Regions from separate parts of the Mus musculus genome. Here region 2 is linked to region 1. A link is a contact called in ENCODE Hi-C data. All regions are on one chromosome and are shown on one strand. Each heading gives the region's core, a stretch centred on a gene start or an enhancer-like site at or near the end of the contact. The rest is flanking DNA. Distances are from core to core; before and after follow the strand shown. Region 1 holds the start of Thsd1 (thrombospondin, type I, domain 1). Region 2 overlaps Thsd1 (thrombospondin, type I, domain 1).

What was found. A loop is a pair of places that touch in the nucleus more often than their neighbours do.
Region 2: a map of heart shows a loop between it and region 1 (4-fold over the local background). The contact joins the enhancer-like site here to the promoter of Thsd1 in region 1. A Hi-C loop is called at or near these places in 14 of 37 maps with a recorded cell type or tissue (adrenal gland, gastrocnemius, heart and 2 more).

The regions. Positions count from the first base shown.
Region 1 is chr8:22,224,957-22,230,837 of GRCm38, reverse strand. It overlaps Thsd1 (thrombospondin, type I, domain 1), which reads right to left and starts at 3,535. Exons shown (of 5, transcript NM_019576.2): 1 at 3,409-3,535.
Region 2 is chr8:22,255,624-22,262,253 of GRCm38, reverse strand. It overlaps Thsd1 (thrombospondin, type I, domain 1), which reads right to left. Exons shown (of 5, transcript NM_019576.2): 5 at 920-3,962. The coding sequence ends at 2,584. Among named protein-coding and RNA genes, the nearest start is that of Tpte, 25 kb to the left of the region's middle. Within about 2 kb of position 1,758, at least 1 of the 3 ENCODE cell types and tissues checked has a DNase peak (open chromatin) inside an H3K27ac peak, as active enhancers do; it is heart, where a contact is called at or near this core.

The DNA of each region.
Region 1 (5,881 bases), core at 2,286-4,785:
TCAAGGCACAGGGATCTATGGAGAAGAGGTGGAAAGATTGTAAGAGCCAGAGGTGGTGCTAGGCTCCAAGGAAACAGTGTCTTTCAAACAGAGCTGGCCCACATTTGAACTCACAGAGACTATGAAGGCATGCACAAGAGCTGCATAAGTGCAAACCAGACAAAGTAGACACAAAGTCTCACTCCTAACCAAGACACCATTAGCAACTAAGTTCCTGCCGGGAAGGAAAATCAGGTTTTTCTGATGGAGTCACTGGGTATATCAGCTATACTCTATGACTGACCCTGACTCATGAGTAGCTGGTCAATACAAAACGAACTCTGTGGGTTGTGTGTGCTTTTTGTTTTGTTTTTGGTAATTTTCTTAATCACTTTTTTTAATGCTTGTTTGTTTTGATTTTTGTTTTTGTTTTTGTTTTGTTTTGTTTGAGAGGCAGAAAAAGAGAGCATGAAATTGGTTGGAGAGAAAAGTCAGAGAAGCTGGGGGGGGGGGGAGAATGTGATTAAAACACATGGTACGATAAAATTATTTTTATGCAGAGAGTGAGAGATCTCGGAACACTCAGCCTTAAATGGGATGTCTCCATCAAATCCCTCCCCTCAGGGCTCAGGGAACTGAGAATGAGAAGACAGAAAGACTAGAAAGACAGGGGCTGAGGGACATCAATGAATTGAGGCCTTCTAGATACAGCAGGGCTGGTACCCATGTGAACTCACAGAGATGGAGGATGTATCCACAGGTCCTGCACAAGTCTACATCAAATGGGATCTGAGAGCTGAGAGAAGTGGACATAGTCCCCATCCCTAACTCAGAAGCCATCTCCAACTGATAGCCACTTGCAAATGAAAATGTAGTTTTCTCCAAGGGAGTCTCACTGGGGAAACTAACCACGCTTAAGGGTAAGACCCTATGTCCAGCAGTAGATGGCCAACACAAAATGAACTCAGTGCTATCTTTGGAGGGTCTTTGTTTCATTATGCTAAGTCACGGCTCTTTTTATTTTTAGCCTTACAGTTCCTTTGCATATATATTGTGTTTCTTCTGGTTTTGAGTGTTGCTAGGACCCCTGTGAGTATGAATGTGAATGTGTGTGTCTCTTTGTCTCTGTGCATTTCTTGTTCTTTTTCTCTGGTTCTTTTTCCTGTTTGGTTATTTTGTTATATGTTGATTTGTTTTTCTTACATGTTATTTTATTATTATTCCTTAGTTGCCTGTTTTCTAATGAGAGACAGAAAGGGTGTAGTAGATCTGGATGGGAGGGGAGGTAGGGAGGAGGAACTGGGAGGAGCAGGGAAGAGGAAACTGTAATCAGGATACATTGTATGAGGGGAAAATATCTATTTTCAATAAAAGAAAAAATGTTTTTAATTTTTAACAAAATGAGAAACAAAACAAAACAATAGACACTCAGTATATTACAACTTTATGTGAACTCTATCTGGCCTTGCTTTTCTTGTTTGGGTAGTCTATGGAGAAAACAGACAAATAAAAATTACCTTCCCCTGTCAGCCTTCCAATGAGTGGTGCTGATATGCATCAGGGGATGGTTGATTCATGCAGCAATCTTCCCAGACCACGTAGGTGGGCAAGGGAAGACCTTACTGGCCTGAGGTTCATGGTGAATTGTAGGAAGGGATACTGTACCTGGATAGAAATACTAGAGTACTACAGAATAAGCCTTGGGTCGCTTAAAGGTAGTTTCTTTGTACTAGAATCTAGTAATCCAACTGCTCTATTAAGCATAACCAAAAAATATGCTTTCTTAATGCTTACTGTCCCTTGTTATTCATAGATAACAGTTTCTTTGTGGCCTCATGTGGGCCACGAAAGCTCTCTACCACTGAAGCGCATCTCTACCCGTGTATAACTTTGCAAACACAGACTCCATACCTTCTGATAGAAGACAGAATTAACAGAGTTAAGCAGGCAGATTGAAACAAGCCACCACTCAGTGGGAAGGAAGCTGGTGTGTCTCTATTAGCTTTTGTTCAGTAAGAGCTAGGAGAACAAAGGAAACTCTGCACTTCCTGAAAACGAAGGGGTGGGGGTTGCAGCTTAACTATGCAGATGATTGGCCTCCCTTCCTTTCCTCAGCGCATCAAAAAAGGAAATTCTGTTTTAGTGGAAGTCGCCTTGGATTTGATCTAATCATTACCTTGAATTTGGATGGGGAACACGACTTTAAGACTTCAGATGAAAGACTCAGAGGAAGCATCCCATGGTGGCCCCAGCATCTGTAGCTCCCCCCAAAATCTGAGGCAGGAGGATGGCTTAAGCCTAGGAGTCTGAGACCAGCCTAGACAACATAATAGGACACCACCTAGCAGCGGCCTCCGGAAAGGTGAACTCAGCTTTCTTGGATGGCTTGCTTCTCGGAGATAATATTCTTCTTAAAACTCTTTCTCATCACTGATTCTGTGATTGCATTTTCTTGCTTATGAAGATGGGTGGTTAAATACAGACCTGTGTGATGATCTGTACTTAGAGCTGGACAGAGATGGAATTATAGAACGCAGTCTACCTGAGCATTAGGGCATGCACTATGATGATGATTATAATAAGCCTCTAAAATGGGAGGGGGCACTACTGATTATTACCTTTTTTCACCACGTCCCCAATTCCCTGAGTAGTTGCTGAGTAAAATGTTTGGTGCTGAGAATCATTTTAAGAAAGTAGGAAAGTGGGAACATTTTCAAGATGTTTGAAATGCTTTGTATAGGGCTTGGGTGGTAGAGGACTTGCCTAGCATGTGAGAGACCCTGGGTTTGAACCTTTGGAGCTAAGAAAAACAGTAAAAGTCCCAGCCGAGAAAGTGGAGAAAAGTGTGTGTGGATATTCTCAATGGCTAACAGAATCACCCCCTCCCCCCCTTAAAGCCAAGCTTTTCAGAAAGCAGCTAAATGATTCATAGCCGACAACAAAGGAAAATTAATTTATATCCACAGGACATCGTTAAAGAATAAAAGGAGGAAAATAAAAGAATAGAAGGAGAAACAAAGTAATTTCACAAGCAAGGCTTCTGTGTATAGATCCAGGAATAATGTCTGTTAGGAGGCAATCTGGATCCCAGAGCTGCGCTTCTGAACAAGCTTTCTCTATCCCAACCATGGGGTGAGCTGTGCGTCCCCCGTGAAGCCCTGCTCTCCTACCAACTCACTTTCCAGAGGTGCTTCAAGTTCCCGGGTGCAAACCCAGTCCAGTGGTAGTCAGCATAAAACTTGTTACTGAGGTCATTGCTTATTGTTAGTATCCCAGAAAGAGACTTTTGGAAAGCCACAAACGTATGTCGCAACGTTGAGTTTCCAAAGGTTCCAATCTGAACTCCTGCCTTTGAGAGTCCCGTCATTCGGCCACGCCTGCGCCAGGTGCCCGCCCTGGTGGTGGGCCACCTGAGCTTCGGATCCTTACCTCGGGTCGGGTCTGTCTGGCACGGCGGAAGTGAGAGGGGAGCCTCAGCGGCCACAGGGTGACTGACCGAGCATCTCCCGTCCCGCAGCTGCACGCCCGCCCGGGTCCAGAGCTCCGGCACGCTCCCAGGCTGCCGGGACCACGCCCCGAGGCGGGCTCTCAGAGGGCGGGGGTCAAGCGCAAGAGGTCCGCCCCGCTCCCACTCCTGGGCAGCGCATCTTCCTTTCCTGCCCGCCCCTAGCTTGCCCTGTGGAGAGGAAACCTGCAGGAAACTCTGGGTCCAGAGGCCCTGCTAGGAGGTGTGGTCGCTGCTAGTGCAGCACGTATTTACACCCACAGTCCACTTCCCGCTGCAAAGACCCAGTGCTTTAAGAGAGAGCCAGCAGCCTTGCACTTAAACCATTCACTTCTCCCCCATGTCATTTTCTTTTGGAGGGTGATCACAAGAAGAGCCAAAAAGTGGTATGGGTAATTTCTAAACTTGCTCCCCCAAATGTCACTGGAGTTTGAAAGGAATATACTTCAGATAAAGCGCATTTTCCTTTCTCTTCCTCTGGAGCAAAACTTGGTTAATTAAACATTTTAAAAATAAACATTTAAAAAAGTCTATTCTACAAGTATTTTCTTTCTGAAAGAACCGGAGGCTACGTTTCACGTGGTTTAACAGCTGCACTTGCCATCCAGCGCTGTGCAGTGAGCTTTCTTTTGCGTGTAACAACCACTTAACAGACAAATTTAGTAATAGAAATCAGCATAGCCTCTAGATGGCCAGCACCCAGCAAGAGGTACCAGGAAACTCTCGAGGAGTGAAGCATGTTAGGACCGAGTTGTGTGGATTTACTGTGCATGTGTCAGACCCATGAGACTGGATGTGGGGCATGTGCCTGTAATCTCAGGAACTGGGGAAACAGGATTTCACATACCTGGTCAGCCTGGACTGTACAAACGAGAGCCTGTTCCTGGAGGCAGACTGTGGGCGAGGCACTACATACAGAGCAGCAGCGGAGCTCTTGCTTAGCAAGTTGGTGAGGGGGAGCCAATGGTTGGCTTGTAAATTTCGCCTCAAGTTTGGAGATTATGCCAGTTGCAGAAAGTTGATCTTAAAAGACAGCGCAGTCACTTAGATGCCATCAAAGGTCAAGTTTTTCTAGGGAGTAATCAACCAAGTGACCAAGGAAGTTCTCACTGCCGTCAATACGATCTGCTCTGTCATTCATCAGCTCAAGGTAGGATCCCTTTCAAATTCGTGCCTGCCATATGAACATCAGATAGTTCCTGGGACTATTGGTTTTGAAAACAAAAAACAAAATGCAATTTAAAAAAATCTCAATGGAAGCGCCTGTGTAGAGTTCAGCGGGTAAAGTCTTATGGTCGCACTTGGTGATTCCAGGTAGCCCTGAGTTGCCCAATCCCAGCTTTCCTCTGCAATAAAAGGAATATAGCAGTTAAAGTTTTGTGGGGAGTCAGTGAAACACAAAAGGCACCTTGCTCTGTATTAACCTTCCCAAGGACACTCTCACCAAAAAAAGGTCACTTTTTGGTTGTGAGACTTAAATCTTACATGCATTTTAAAAATAGCAGCCTTGTCTCCTGAGAGGCTCTGCAGTGCCTGACAAATACAGAGGTGGATGCTCACAACCATCCATTGGACGGAGCACGGGGTCCCCAATGAAGGAGCTAGAGAAAGTACCCAAGGAGCGGAAGGGGTCTGCAACCCTATAGGAAGAACAATATGAACTAACCAGTACCCTCCAGAGTTCTCTGGGACTAAACCACCAACCAAAGAAAACACATGGTTGGGACTCATGGCTCTAGCCGCATATGTAGCAGAGGATGGTCTAGTCGGTTATCAATGGGAGGAGAGGCCTTTGGTCCTGTGAAGGTTCTATACCCCAGTGTAGGGGAATGCCAGGGCCAGGAAGCGGGATTGGGTGGGTTGGTGAGCAGGGAGAGGGGGAAAGGGGTGGGGGTTTTCAGAGGGGAAACCAGGAAAGGGGATAACATTTGAAATGTTAAAAAAACAAAATGTAATAAAAAATCCTTTAAAAAATGTATCAGCCTTATTGAAATGTCTCATCATTTTAAATTATAGTTCATGAGAAACTGACTATCCTGGCTAGTTTTATGTCATCTTAACACAAGCTAGAGTCATCTGAAACCTCAATTAAAAAAAAATGCTTCCATAAAAATCACACTATAGGCAAGCCTATATAGCTCATTTCCTTAATTAGTGATTGATGGGCCCATTGTGGGTGGGGCTATCCCTAGGCTGATGGGTCTGGGTACTATGAAACAGCAGACTGAGCAAGCCAGTAAGCAGCACCCTCCGTGGCTTTGCATCAGCTCCTGCCTCCAGATTCCTGCTATGATTTACCTCAGTGATGGACTGTACTGAAATAAGCCCTTTTCTTCCCACACTGCTTTTGGTCATGGCAATAGAAACACCAACAAAGACCCTGTATTACTGTCTTTA
Region 2 (6,630 bases), core at 509-3,008, 33 kb before region 1:
CACACACACAGTCACATACACACAGTCACACACACACATGCAGTCACATACACACATTCACACATACACATACAGTCACATACACACAGTCACACACACAGTCACATACACACAGTCACATATACAGTCACACACACACATACAGCCATATACACACAGTCATACACACAGAGTCACATATACACATTCATACATACACATACAGTCACATACACAGTCACATATACAGCCACACACACACATACAGCCATATACACACAGTCATACACACAGAGTCACATATACACATTCATACATACACATACAGTCACAAACACACAGTCACACACATATAGTCACATACATACAGCCACACACACAGAGTCACATATACACAGTCACACAGAGAGTAACATACACAGTCACATACACACAATCTCACACACACACAGAGTCACATACACACATTCACACATACAGAGTCACACACACAGAGTCACACACACACACAGTCACATACACACATAGTCACATACACACTGCCACACACACATAGACAGTCACATACATACAGTCACACACCCCACAGAGTCACATACACACAGTCACACACACATGCAGTTACACACAGTCTCACACACAGAGTCACATACACACATTCACATACACACACAGTCACATATACACAGTGACATATACACAGTCACACACACAGAATCATATATACACAGTCACACACACACACAGTCACATACACACACAGTCACACCCACACACAGTCACACCCACATATACATCACATACATACAGTCTCTCTCTCTCTCACACACACACACACACAGTCACACATACACAGTTGTGAATTTGAGAGGGAGTAATTAGAGAGGGGTGGGAACAATGTAAATATAGTACTTGTGTAAAGTTCTGAAATACACGCTAATTTTAAATTTTTAGATTAAAAACTATATTTAGAAAGAACACTTCTTTTCAGCAAGGTGAACACAGACACATTGCAGGGAGTCACAACTGGTGGGGACACAGACAATAAACATCTAAGTGTGTCGAGCTTACCCAGATCCATGAAGTTACATATACTAAGATAATCTGAAACACGGAGCCAGCAAAACGCTGGCCAAGCATAACTGATTGTTCGCAGGATGATTGGGAACACACGAATTGGTGACACCAAAAAACAAAACAAAACAAAATAAAACAAAACAAAAAACATGTTTGTGAGACCTGTATGAACTGAAATCTCATAATGTCTCATAAACACATTTCCTTTATAATGATCTACAATGTAAAGTATTATTAAAAATCATTCTAATTCAACCACAACTGGTTTAAAGGCATTGTACTAGCTGGCCACTCACTGTCTTTATTGAGCCTCCATTCTATAGCAGATACCGGGACTAGAACATGGAGACATGGAGGTACGATACAGAAAATCTGTTTACTGAAAATTATAACTCACGCATTAAAAACTGTGATAAAGCATCTTTTCTCCCTCGGAGGTGGGGGGGGGGTGTCACTGTTAGTGACAGCCCCAGAACACTGGCCTGGGTAGACAGTGAGCATCACTTAACAGGAAGGCTCTCAGCTCATAGTGTTCCTCATGAATTCCCACTTCCCCAAAGCTGTTTTGGTCTCAGACTGACGGTGCTGGGTAAATCTCTGGGAAGTCTGGAACAAGCGATCATGTGCCCTCTGTGTCAAAGGCTGGCCCACAGGCCTGTGAACTTGGATAAAGAAGAAAGCTTTCTGGTGAGATAAATAAAGAAACTGGAGAGTAGCAAGCCTGGCTCTCCTTTCATCCACGAGTAGCAGCTGTCAGAGGGCTCTGGACAATCCACCCGTCCTGTTCCTGAAGAGCAGGCAGTCATCACTGAGAACGGTTCCAAAGGAAGCACATTTTAATTTAAAAACAAAAAGTCACAAGTGACAGTTGAACAAATATGAACTTTTGAAACTCCCGTGTTTACATTTGTGATTTCCCCCTATCTGAAACCTCCCCAGCTGCCCGACATCCTGATAAACTCTAAAAGAAGGAAATCAATCTAAAGGCAGGATGGGTGTGGTTGTTGGAGGTCGCCTTGAGCTTGTAGCTATTTACGTGTATGCTGATTAGTCTTTAGGCCACTGGGCAGAAAGGCTTTATGCCACTTGGTACCTTGGTAACACACTTCAAAAGAAGCAACCCCATGTTTAGGCTCCTGTGTTTGGTTCCTACTTTACAAGGAAGCAAGATGCAAGCTCTGCGCATAATGGTTTGCATACACATCAGCCATTTGGAGACTCCTCCCTCTTGGGAAAAGATCCCAGAGTCCTAAGTTGGAAACATCCAGTGTCGTGTTCAAAATGCATCATAAATTTGCCTTCTTTAAATTTTATTAGTAGTAACAAGCCAATAGAAAAGGGATAACAGAGAGGAAAATTCAGCATAAACCACTTCTTCCTGATTAATCAAAACCACATGCGCGCGCACACATATAATCTGGGTGAACTAATTCCCACGGTTGTACAGTGCAGCCCACAGAAAGTATGTGAGCAGGGGATATTGCCAGAGGGGTGAAGGACCCTGGGTGAACCCTGCTGCTTCCTAGCCTAGATCACTAACTTCTCCACACTGAGTGTACTTGTGGTTTCGTCCTCTTCGTTGGAGCCGAAGTATCCTGGGAGGTCCAGCATTCTCTGCTCAGCCTCGGTGAGGCGGAAAGAGGTATTGTCATAGAAGGCGAACTCGGGGTGGATGGGGAAGCTCTGGCATTTATCTTTTCTGAAGTGAGAAGGGCTAAGCTGACTGACTTTCTGGTAGCTATCTTTGAGGAAAATGGGGGAAGACTGCTTCCTTGAGGCACTCCTGTGACTGGGGGACGGTCCCCTGTGAGCTCGGTGAGGCTCCATTTTCTCAGCTCCTGCCACCAATCCGGCCTGACGATCCCCTGGGTCCGGTTTCCTCCTGGGATGCCCCACAGTGTAGGATTTGGAGAGTGGACCCAAAGGACTGCTGGTCCGACCTGCCCCTTGGAAGTGCTCTGGTCTCTCTGGAAGCAGGTGGGTACTTCGACTGGGAGGCCGACATCTATCCTCCATCTGGTCCCAGGTCCGCATCCTGGAACTGTAGGCGGGGACCTGGCGGGGAGTCAGGGCTGACAAACTCCTCTCCCGGAAAGGGCGAGACTGCTTGGTTTCATGAAAACTAGCAGTCCTCCTGAAGAGGGAACTTCTGGAGTGGCACCTCTCCGATGAGCCATCTCTGCCACCGGTCGACCTTATCTGTGACTTTCGGATCAGGGTCTGGCTGGGACTGACCGCACAGCCAGGAGGAGGCACGATGCCATCCAGCCTGGAGGGAGGCCTTTCCCCGGTACCTGCCCCAGGCTGGTCCAGAAATGGAGATTTGATTCGGAACTTGCTTGCTGCAGCCTCTTCGGGGCATTCCAGGTCTAAGGGAGGGCTGGCCGTGGCATCCACTACAGTGTCTGTCAGGGGGCTTTGAGATACGTGGTACACTTTGGTGGTCTCGGTCAGCCCTTTCTTCTTCATCTCCTTCAGCTGCTGCTGGGCAAGGCGGTAGCTAAACAAGGGCGGGATGATCTTCTGAGCGTTGGACTGGAAGCTCTCACTGCCCGAGGCCTCATCCTCAGGAGGCGCTGATGCACTGCACCTGTAAGTCAATGGGATGCCCGTGTCCCCTGGGCTTCCCCTAGGTCCGTCACCGGCATCCGAGAAGCTTCCGCGAGGCTCACTCAGCTCGCAGATGTTCTCTTCATCGGAGTTCTTCCGGAAGCCAGGGGAATGGATGGAGTTGTGGCGAACGGGCGTGCTGCATTTGGGGGCTCGGCCAAACCTCCTCCAGAGAGTGATGAGCACCGTGGCAAAGATGATGAACAGGCACAGGGAGATCCCTGTGACGGTCACCACGTTGTTGGACTTCACAGGGTCCTGGGGTGAAACAGGCGATGGGCCTGGTGGCCGGAAAACTTGAAAAAGAAAAAAAAAGTTAAAACAAAATATATTCTCTTATGTTGATTTCTCTGTGTGGTTTTAGGGCCTAAGCAGTTGCCCCAGGTAGAACAATAAAAGCGGAGGGAAAGAACCAAACACTTGGATTCATGCTAAGAGCTGAAGGCAAACAAGATGAGCAGCAAATCGAAAACCCTGCAAAAACAGGGACCACAGAAAGGAGGCTGCAGGGGAAGCCACGACCAAGAGACCTCTGTGCTCAGTCGTTCCTGCCAAGACTCTCCCGGCTTATGAGGATGGGGACTGGGGACGTGGGCTAGCTATAATTAAGCGTACACGTGGGGAAACTTTAGGTACAAAACTCAAAACCAGATTCATGTAAACAGTACCTAACCTTTCACAATTAGCAAGACTGCCGAGGAACACTGTGACTATTAGACGGGTAGTACATCACTCGGCCCATTCTGACATCCAGAACCCATCCTCCCGAGAGGGAAGCATCCTGAATTTCTGCTCTCCACTGTCACGACCCTTCCCAGCATCCAAATGAAGGTGTTGCCTTTATATCTGAACTCTACCGTGTGTCTCACAGTCAAGGTGTTTTGTGAAGGTACAGAGCCCCCATGGAGTCTCAGCCTGTATTGCCTGGAAACCTGATGTGGATTGTCACATGACCTCACTGCCCCCCACCCACGCCTGTCGCTGCCCACTAGGTCACCTGTCCCTTTTTCTCTACAGTCTTACGTGTTTCGTCACCTCATCCGCTCCCAGCGTTTCTCTTGTGTTTTTCTACTGTCTCCAGAGCACACCTGATTACTGACTCTTCACACTCCATCTCTCTTCAGAGGGAGCCTCATTTGGGTTCCTCGTCACAGACGAAGAAGCCTGATCACCCCACAGAGTGACTCCCCAATCCTTTCAGCTAAAAGCTGTTACACATGATAGGTCTGTTTTTTGTTTTTTTTTAATATCGGGCTCTTTTTTATTTGTATGTCTGTATGTGCGCATGTGCACTTGTGCACATGAATGCATGTGTGTATGCATGTGCACATACATGTACTGTGTTCCTGTGATTATGTGTGCATGCACATGAGAGATGGTGCCCTCAGAGGCCAGGAGAGCGTTCAAATTCCTTGGAGTTGGAGCTACAGGAAATTGTACTTCAGGCCTCTGCAAGATCTGATTGCCAATTCGATATAGTTCAGAGGGTGAAGCCTCAATGGAGAAACTGCCTCCATCCAGTTATCCTTAGGGCATGTCTGTAGGGGCATCATCTTGGTTAATAGTCCACGTAAGAGGTCCCAGCCCACTGCGGGCAATACCATCCTCGGGCAGGTGGCCCTGGTCTGTATTAGAAAGGTAGCTAAACATGAACCTGGGAGCAAGCAGGTAACAGCGCTCCTCTGTGTTCTCCACTTCAGTTCCTGCCTCCAGATCTCTGCTCGGTTTTCCTCAGAGTTCATAGTAAAGGACCTAGGCGTGTGAATTCTCAGCTGATGCACATAATGTCTGAGCAAAGTTAGAGACAACTCATGGCTACGCCTCTGCTCTTCTGCAATGCCCAACCTCAGGTCCTCACGGAGCTTCTCAGAAGCTGCTGCACCTCTGCTGGTCTCTTTCTCACACCTGCAGTGGGAGGGGGTGGGTGCTCCTGGAAAAAGTGGGTCCACCCACCAACGCTCTCTAAGCCGCCCTTTCCCAAGGGGTGACTTCCCTGTGCTGCTCTTTTCTCCTCATGGAAACATGTGCACACTCTACCTTAGAAAGACCTTCCTCAGCCCCACGCTCCCATAGCCCCTCATACTCCCTGTCTTCCCGCCCTGCCTAGTGGAAGACAAGTCCACATCTGCTCGTCTATCACTAACTTAGCCTCCTGACGTACAGTTCTTCCTGTGCTCACGAGTGAGCTCCTAACAGTCACCTTATAGTTTAGTCCCACGTTACTGTCTGCCATTTTGTGACTCTTTCAACTCCCTGTCCCTGCTCTGTTTGCTTCAATGATTACAAGTCATTCTATTAGCAAGAAAAACATGAGCAAAACCATCTATATTTAGCATCTGTCTAGAGGGTGAATCCAGGGTCTCAGACATCTCAGGGCTCTTATCTCTGAGCTACATCCCTAGCTCTTTCTCCTCCTCCCCCGAGAACCCGTGCTTTCTCCTGATGTACCCAATTTTAAGGGACTACACTTTCACAGGCCATTCAGTGGGCAGCATTAGATAAGAGTTCTGGTTTTCATCCCTCATGCCTGTCACTTGTCACATCCAGTTGTACATGCCCCACCTCTCCCTGAATCCCTATTGCCACCATTCATGGGCACTCTACACAGGCTCAATCCTTTAAGACCTATCAGAACGCCTTACTCTTCCTGTCTCCTCCTAGCGCACCAATGTCTAGCTACAGTGAGCTTGTTGTAGCCTTCAGGTCTCTGGGCTGTTTTCTCCGATGCCTTCAGTCACTTTTTAAAAACCTCCCTAGCCTAGCTTGCTGGCCTGAGTGGTGCAGTCTCCCTTCCCAAACTTCAGCTCAAGCACTGCCTGCTTTGAGAACTGAGCTGTCCCCAGCATAGATTTTCACCTTACATGCTACTGTAGGAAGCTGTGTGTACCTTTACCATTTCAGGCCTTGTATTATATTACATTTCTCTATGTACCTTCCAGGCTGCTGTATCACATTTCAAGACAA